2 separate regions of the Homo sapiens genome follow, and region 2 is linked to region 1. Evidence: chromatin contacts called from ENCODE Hi-C or POLR2A ChIA-PET data. All regions are on one chromosome and are shown on one strand. Each heading gives the region's core, a stretch centred on a gene start or an enhancer-like site at or near the end of the contact. The rest is flanking DNA. Distances are from core to core; before and after follow the strand shown.

Evidence for each region. A loop is a pair of places that touch in the nucleus more often than their neighbours do. ChIA-PET counts read pairs that join two places held with the same protein, here RNA polymerase II (POLR2A). Pooled maps may share reads with other maps.
Region 2: a pooled map shows a loop between it and region 1 (3-fold over the local background). The contact joins two enhancer-like sites. A Hi-C loop is called at or near these places in 6 of 37 single-sample maps with no recorded cell type and 6 of 50 pooled maps. POLR2A ChIA-PET finds 5 or more read pairs at or near these places in 2 of 52 experiments (Caco-2 and OCI-LY7).

The regions. Positions count from the first base shown.
Region 1 is chr5:124,823,398-124,826,966 of GRCh38, reverse strand. No RefSeq gene overlaps it. Among named protein-coding and RNA genes, the nearest start is that of ZNF608, 79 kb to the right of the region's middle. Within about 2 kb of position 1,906, at least 2 of the 41 ENCODE cell types and tissues checked have a DNase peak (open chromatin) inside an H3K27ac peak, as active enhancers do; they include OCI-LY7, where a contact is called at or near this core.
Region 2 is chr5:124,919,607-124,923,175 of GRCh38, reverse strand. No RefSeq gene overlaps it. Among named protein-coding and RNA genes, the nearest start is that of ZNF608, 170 kb to the right of the region's middle. RefSeq lists an enhancer at 1,671-1,760. Within about 2 kb of position 1,960, at least 3 of the 41 ENCODE cell types and tissues checked have a DNase peak (open chromatin) inside an H3K27ac peak, as active enhancers do; they include OCI-LY7, where a contact is called at or near this core.

The DNA.
Region 1 (3,569 bases), core at 657-3,156:
GCTTACTTCTTATTACTAGACCACACCACCTGTACTACATTACAAATAAAAATATTTTTAGGCCAGGCTCAGTGGCTCATGCCTTGTAATCCCAGCACTTTTGGCAGCCAAGGTGGACAGATCACGAGGTCAGGAGTTCAAGACCAGCTTGGCCAACATGGTGAAAACCCATCTCTACTAAAAATATAAAAAGTAGCCCGGCGTGGTGGCACGCACCTGTAATCCCAGCTATTCAGGAGGCTGAGGCAAGAGTATCACTTGAACCTGGGAGACGGAGGTTGCAGTGAGCCAAGATCATGCCATTGCACTCCAACCTGGGTGACAGAGTGAGACTCTGTCTCAAAAAAAAAAAAAATTTAATCCTATTACTATCTTATGAATAGCATAATTATGCTGCATTTGATATTTTGTGGGTAAAAGCATTTAATTTGTAAATATGTAAGTTTCTAAATTACTTTAATGTTTATAAGCCTGTCTTAGTCATTCTCCATTTTTAAGTTAAACCAAGTCTATCAAAAATACAAGGTAGTCTTGGTCTCTCTCCTGTGCTCAAATAACTTGGCCTAATTATGTGGTTGGCTTTACAGACAACTGAAAAACCGTGTATAAAGATTATGCATTTACTTTTTTACAGAAAGTTGAATTGTATGTCTCTTACACTACTCTTGCCATACTCCATCTCTCTCATCACCCTTCCCAAGTCTAACTAGCAAAAAGTTAAGTTACATAAAGTAATATTTTAAAGCTAGTGGGTCTGTGCATTCTAAATACACAAGACACTGGAATGGCCTATCAGTTCCTCTTCTCCCTCCCCATCCCCCACTTTTATTTTACTCTTTTGAGAATCAGTGAGGCCACACTTACTGAGTGTTACTGAGGCTTTTCAGGCCACTTGAATATCTACATCATAGCAATATTGCACCTCAAAGAAACTGTTCTCAGCATAGATGGGAAAAAAATCACTCACTTGAGCAAATGATCGGACAAAATTGTACAAAAACATTTTTAAAACTGCTAGGGTTTGAACATTTATCCCCTCTAAAACCCACATGGAAATTTAATTCCCAATGTGGCAGTATTGACAGGTGGAAATTTTAAGTTGATTGGGTTATAAGGGCTCTGCCATCCTTAATGGATTAATCTATGTATGGATTAATGGGTTCATGGATTAATGGGTTATCACTGGAGTGGGACTGGTGGCTTTATAAAAAGAGGAAGAGAGACCTGAGCTAGCATGCTCAGCCGCCTCACCATGTGATGCCCTGCACCACCTGGGGACTCTGTAGAGAGTCCTAGCAGCAAGAAGGCTCTCGCCAGGTGCAGCCCCTAGATCTTGGACTTCTTGGCCTCCATAATTATAAGAAATAAATTCATTTTCTTTATAATTTACCTAGTTTCAGGTATTCTGTTATAAGCAACAGAAAGTGGAAGAAAATACAAACAGTTGCAAGCATAGATAGTAGTGGAAAGATATATCTTTGTGGTGAATATTTCCCCAATTCAATTCTCAATGACTTCACAATGTGAATGGGTGCTGTGTACTTCAGCTTCCGTGTTTAATGTGCTTATTTGTAAGATGTAAATCATATATACCTCATGGGAGTTGTTCGCAAAATTCAATAAAAATAACCTGTTTACCAAGCAGAGCCCCTACCATGCAGAAGATACTAAATCAGTTATTTTCCTCTCGTCCTCCTTAAAAATTAGTTTCAAAATCCATTTCAAATATTCAAAGCTACTTGTAGACTCCAAAATCTACATTTAAATCAAGAAAACACGGTAAAAAGGTGGTCAATAATGCTGACCCTTAATGAAAGTACCACACTGTTTTGAGAGTATAGATCCCCTCTTCATGGATTTTGTGTCTCATAGCTTCTTATTGCAAGTAAACAAGAGCCTTTTGTGGTAATCTCTCCCACGTGAGCAATGGGAACAGATTGTTTTCAATCTAACACAAACAAGAAATTGCTTAAGTAAAGGTAGTGACTGTATGAATCATAAACCACTTTCTCAGATAACAGCCATTATGTAAGTCTGTGGATAAATTTGACAATTTTTATTTCATTGCCTTTTGACAGCCCTTTAGAAGGGTTTAAGAGAACAAGATCTGACTACAGCTTTCAAAAATTCATCACTGAATATTTGTTACCCTTGCTCCCTGTGATAGCTGAAGAACTAAGATAATGCCCTTCAAATGGAGATAAATTACAATCTTTCAAAAGATTATCACGGGCTTAATCGAGTTTGCTCCAGCAGCTGAACAGCCTGTGACCTTGTTAGTTACACAACAAACATATCTGTTACTTTATGTTTCTATAGGTAGCGGGGTAGAACCTTTAAACTACATGTTTTCTGTATATAAAATGACAGATTTTTTTAGATAAAACAGAAGATGTTTTATTTTAAAAGAATATACCAAGCTACTTCATATATTTAGTGTAATTTTTTAATGATTTGTGTTGAAATAACTTCAGAATTACCAAAAAGTTGAGAAAATAATATAAAGACTATATGGATACCTCTCACTCAGATTCCTCAAATGTTAAAATTTTATAGATGTGTAGTGTGATTTAAAAGAGGACGATGATTCCTGATTCAGAAACAGGAGTCTTGTATAATTCTGTGATAACATATTATATGTCTAATAAAGGCATAGGGATTTCACATTGAAAATAATTTAGGAGAATGTTAGAGAATCCACATTCTCAATTTCTTTGAAAGAAATCAACTGACAACTTTTACATATAAATGTAACTAACTGCAGGTGTATGAACACATCCCAGCATATGGTCCAGTTTATGAAAACTACAATACTACATCTTGGGAAATTAAAGTACTTTTATCCTGAATATAATGTTACAAATAGCATGGAAATCAGCACTTCGGGTGTTCCAGGATGTCAGCACATCAGCAGTTATACCAGAGTGCCAGCCTTCAACAGAAGGGAGGGAGAGTTTGAATGGAATTAATTATTAAATGGTAACATTTAATCCTAGATCCTTATTATGAGTGCCAAGAGAAAACATCTGTGGGTGCTTAGAACAGACAGATTTGGAGCATCCATACAGATTCTGCTAGGTTTGATGAAACCTCCCAGGGAACAAGGTGATTTGGGAAGCTAAACATTTATTCTCCCACTTACACTCATAACCTCTCTGGAAATAGATGAGTCCGTGGTACCAAGAATGACTTTATGACTTACCCCATGTGGCAGAGAAGAAAAGGAAAGGCGCTTCCTTTCCACTTTTGCCGTGTCAGGGCTATTTGAAACGAGTTCAGTGTCCATGGAAGAAAACTAAATATCACTGTATTGGACAATCTAGCAGCAGCTGCCATCTGTATGACAATATCCATTTATTCTGTTCCCTGCCACCTCTTGCATCTCTGTTGCAGTGTTCTTTTGTAAGTGTTCCTGACATTTTGTTTATCTTTCTTTTAAACATTCTGCCAAGATTATGTCTGAAAATGAGGGGAAAAAAAACCCTCCATTTTTCACTTGCTAAATCTGTTACAAGGGAAACAATTCAGTGCCATTCTCAAAATACTAAGGAGCTTTCAAGATACTGAAA
Region 2 (3,569 bases), core at 711-3,210, 96 kb before region 1:
GCCACTTATTCACTTCAGTTGTCCTCCAAAATATGTAGTTTATCTGAGCTGTTAGGAAACCTGTCAGAAAATGAGGTGCAGGGAATTGACAGTGTCCAAAAAATAGATTTGTCTTCTCTGCTGTTTCCTTTTGAAAACTAGATCCTTAATACAAGCATCATAAAAGTCAGCTGGTTGCTGTTAAACTTGCATTGTTAGCTGCTTCTTAATCACAGTAGTGGTGGAATTAGTGCATATTTTGATGCATTGGCTACCAGTAGCCCAAACAAATAAATAAATCTCCCTGAAGTGACAGAAACAGGAGGCAGTGGTTTGAATAAACTCTGAGTCCTAGGTCATTTCATCACCAAGTCAATAGCCCTTCTCGTTGAAGGGGGGAAAACAAACTGCTTTCTATTCTATTGAAAGCCTGGAAGAATTTGCACCACAGTAATCCTAAATCCAGAGGCAATCTATTAAGAACTCAGCATTACCAATCCTGAGACTCAACTGATAAGCACATTCTTTTCCCCCCTTCCACATTAATCCTCTTAAAGACTGTGCTAAGTAATGAAAAGGTGCGATGAAAGAGGCCCCCCTTTTTTATTACAACCATATAAACTGCTTGTGTAAATGTTTCATTAACAAACTGCTGGACTCATATTTAATTTCCTTGGCCTTCCTCCCCGTTCCTCCCGGTACGGTGCTCCTGGGTATGGCATGACTAAATGTGTGATTTACACGTTTCAGAGAAACATTCCCACACTTGAATGCTGTAGCATGACAAAGGAAAGGGAGGGGCTGAGAGAGAGGTGTTGAACCTATTGTAGACATTTTAATTTACAATTCTCTTTTTATGGGCTTTAAAAAGATGAATGACTTGCACTCACTTATCAGTTTATGTTTCATTTCTCAGTTCTTTCTAATAAGTACTGGTCTGCATGTAAGTGCCTTTGGCTCACTCATTTGAGGCTGACCCTTTTGAAGACATAGATATTCTAACATACTAAGAAGAAAAGGAAGATGAATTCCAATGTATATCCAGTGTGCAAAGAACTCTTCTGTGAACAACATAAAGGCCAAAATACATGGCTTACCTTTACTTTGAATATGTCAAATGATGCGGGATGTTTTGTGGAAATATACATCCTGTGTTTTTCCCCGAGGTCATCTAGTTACAATCTGATGTTTTGTTGCTTTAGCTAATCTGGTAAATCCTAACAATGCTTTCATTATCTATTTTAATGGTGGCATCTTAGTATAAAATTAACTTTCCTTTCAGACAAGCAAGATATGCCTGTGGCACCTACTGAATTCGTCAATATCCAGTCACAGGATGTATGAATGTAACTTGAAGATACAGAATCAGTCACTTACAAGAGTAGTTTAAGTTAAATCATGATACAGGAAAAACAGGTTATCACATCCAGACGAGTGCCACTGGGCCAAATTCTTAGAAAATGCATTTACCTTGTATTTGAAGAGATTCCAAACTTTGAAAAATTAATACATCAGTAAACCAAATAGAAATGTAGCCTCTTTATAATACAAGCGTCTTTCCCTGGGTGTCATTCATGTAATTTCAGTTTACTGTGAGCACTCCGGCTGCAGCTGGGGTCACTTGGTCTGGGGAAGAACCGTATCTGGGTCAGTGTATGTAGTTTTGTCTCTAGCGGCGACTATGGTCTCGTTTCAAAGTGAATACATTCATCTGGATCAACAATGCCCTGGGGAATAAACGCTTAAATGTATTCAACCTTAGGAAGAGCTGAAAACATCAATACCTTCATAAAGCCACTTTGATTTGTATTGACTATGGTTGTGCTGCTAATTCATATACATCATTGTTTACTTCACAGAGCTTTTAACATGACTTTTGATTTATAGAAAAAAGTGATTCAATTTCTACCAAGAAGTGGTGAGCTCAGACCTCCCCCAGATTCTTACTTTCTCTCTGATGTGACAAAATTGAAAGAGGAACTATCTTGTCACAGCATAAATAAATTGCTGTCAAACAGCTTATGTGCACTTTTCTTTTAACTTTCATGGTCACAGGTAATAGCAAAGTAGAACGTCCAGATTAAGGGGAATCAATTATCTAAGCATGTTATTAATGTGTTCACAGCAAAAACCATTGATTAACACTGGAGCAAAGACTGTGAGCTAGATGCACTTTCTACTTAGAAGATCTGTGTTAGGCAAAGAAGAAAATTCAACGTACACAGCCATATTCTGCCATTTGTTTAGTGACAAGCCCTAAAAGGTTTTGTTTACAGAAACCACTTGGGCAGACTGCAAAGCTCCACAAATAATGGAACCTGCCTTTAGTAAGAGTTTTAGTTTTGTTTATTTGTTTGATGCTATGTCAAATGGAGAGGAAAAATTCTTTTCTAGCAGCTTATTTATTTCTAAGCCATGAAAATAAATGGCTTTAAAACAAGCTAAATGGACTGAAGTGACTAGAACTGGATTTTGTGGTTTATTGATTAGTTCCCAAACTTATATGAGAATTGAAATATCTTGGATTTTCATGTGTTGAAGTCTTATCCAGAAGTGCAGTAGAGCAAAGATGTTCATTTTGTCAAGAAAAATGTTCGTTGCTCAAGAAGTTGCAGGAAAATAATATTTAAGCAGACACAGAATTGAGAATATAAGAAGACAAAATGAGAATATGATAGCTGGTGTCACTTCTTGGCTATGCATAGACCTGAAAGCACAACATATCTATGGCCCAAGAAAAATTCACAGTTCTGATGCAGACAAACTTAGAAAGCCTCGAGACAGCCCAGACTCGTCAGCATCTCACAGTTAATTAAAGAAGTGAGTGAAGGCATCAAGGCTTGCTCCCTTCTGCCTGAATAATTCACTGCCTGTATCCATTATTAAAACCCGTTACTTCACCACAATGATTCCCAGCTCGAGATGGATTGGTCTCAAAACCGGGAGATAAATTGTAACAAGGCCTACAGCTATATTAATAAATTGAAATGAACATTTATTTGCTCATCTAATTAGAACTGTAGTTTTTCCAAATAGTGTAGTAATGCATTACCTTGACAGGCAGCACTACCTACCTTGTGTGAGATAAAATGAACAGGAGGGCTTTGCCCCAGATTTGGGGTTTCTCTGCATAAAAAGTTCTTTGGTCGCTGCTGTTCCTTTTAAACCATTCATTCTGCCACTATGCTCTGCTGATTCTATCTCTCCAGGATTGATGGGAGCTTAGCTTTTGAGGTACTTCATCAGAGGGCTGCAAAGAAATGTGCATATAGAACATGCATTCTTCTTTTGTCCTGTCTCTTTTTAAAGTGTTGCAGAGGAAAAAAAAAAAAAAAGAATTTAAAGATTTTCTTCACCCCCTCCCCATCTCCATTTCCCTTCATCAGGATTACAAAGCCTTATAGCTCAGAGGTTCAAAGGACTTGTGCTTGGGGTCTGGGAGACATAGGTCTGATTCCTGACTCAGTCACTAACTTTATACAGCCTCAGTTGCTCCCTCTGCAAAATGAAAATAATAATTCCGTTTGTGCAGGGTCCATAGGAAGTTTAGAAAAGATATCTGTAAAGTAAGAAACTCAGAGTGGGTTTTT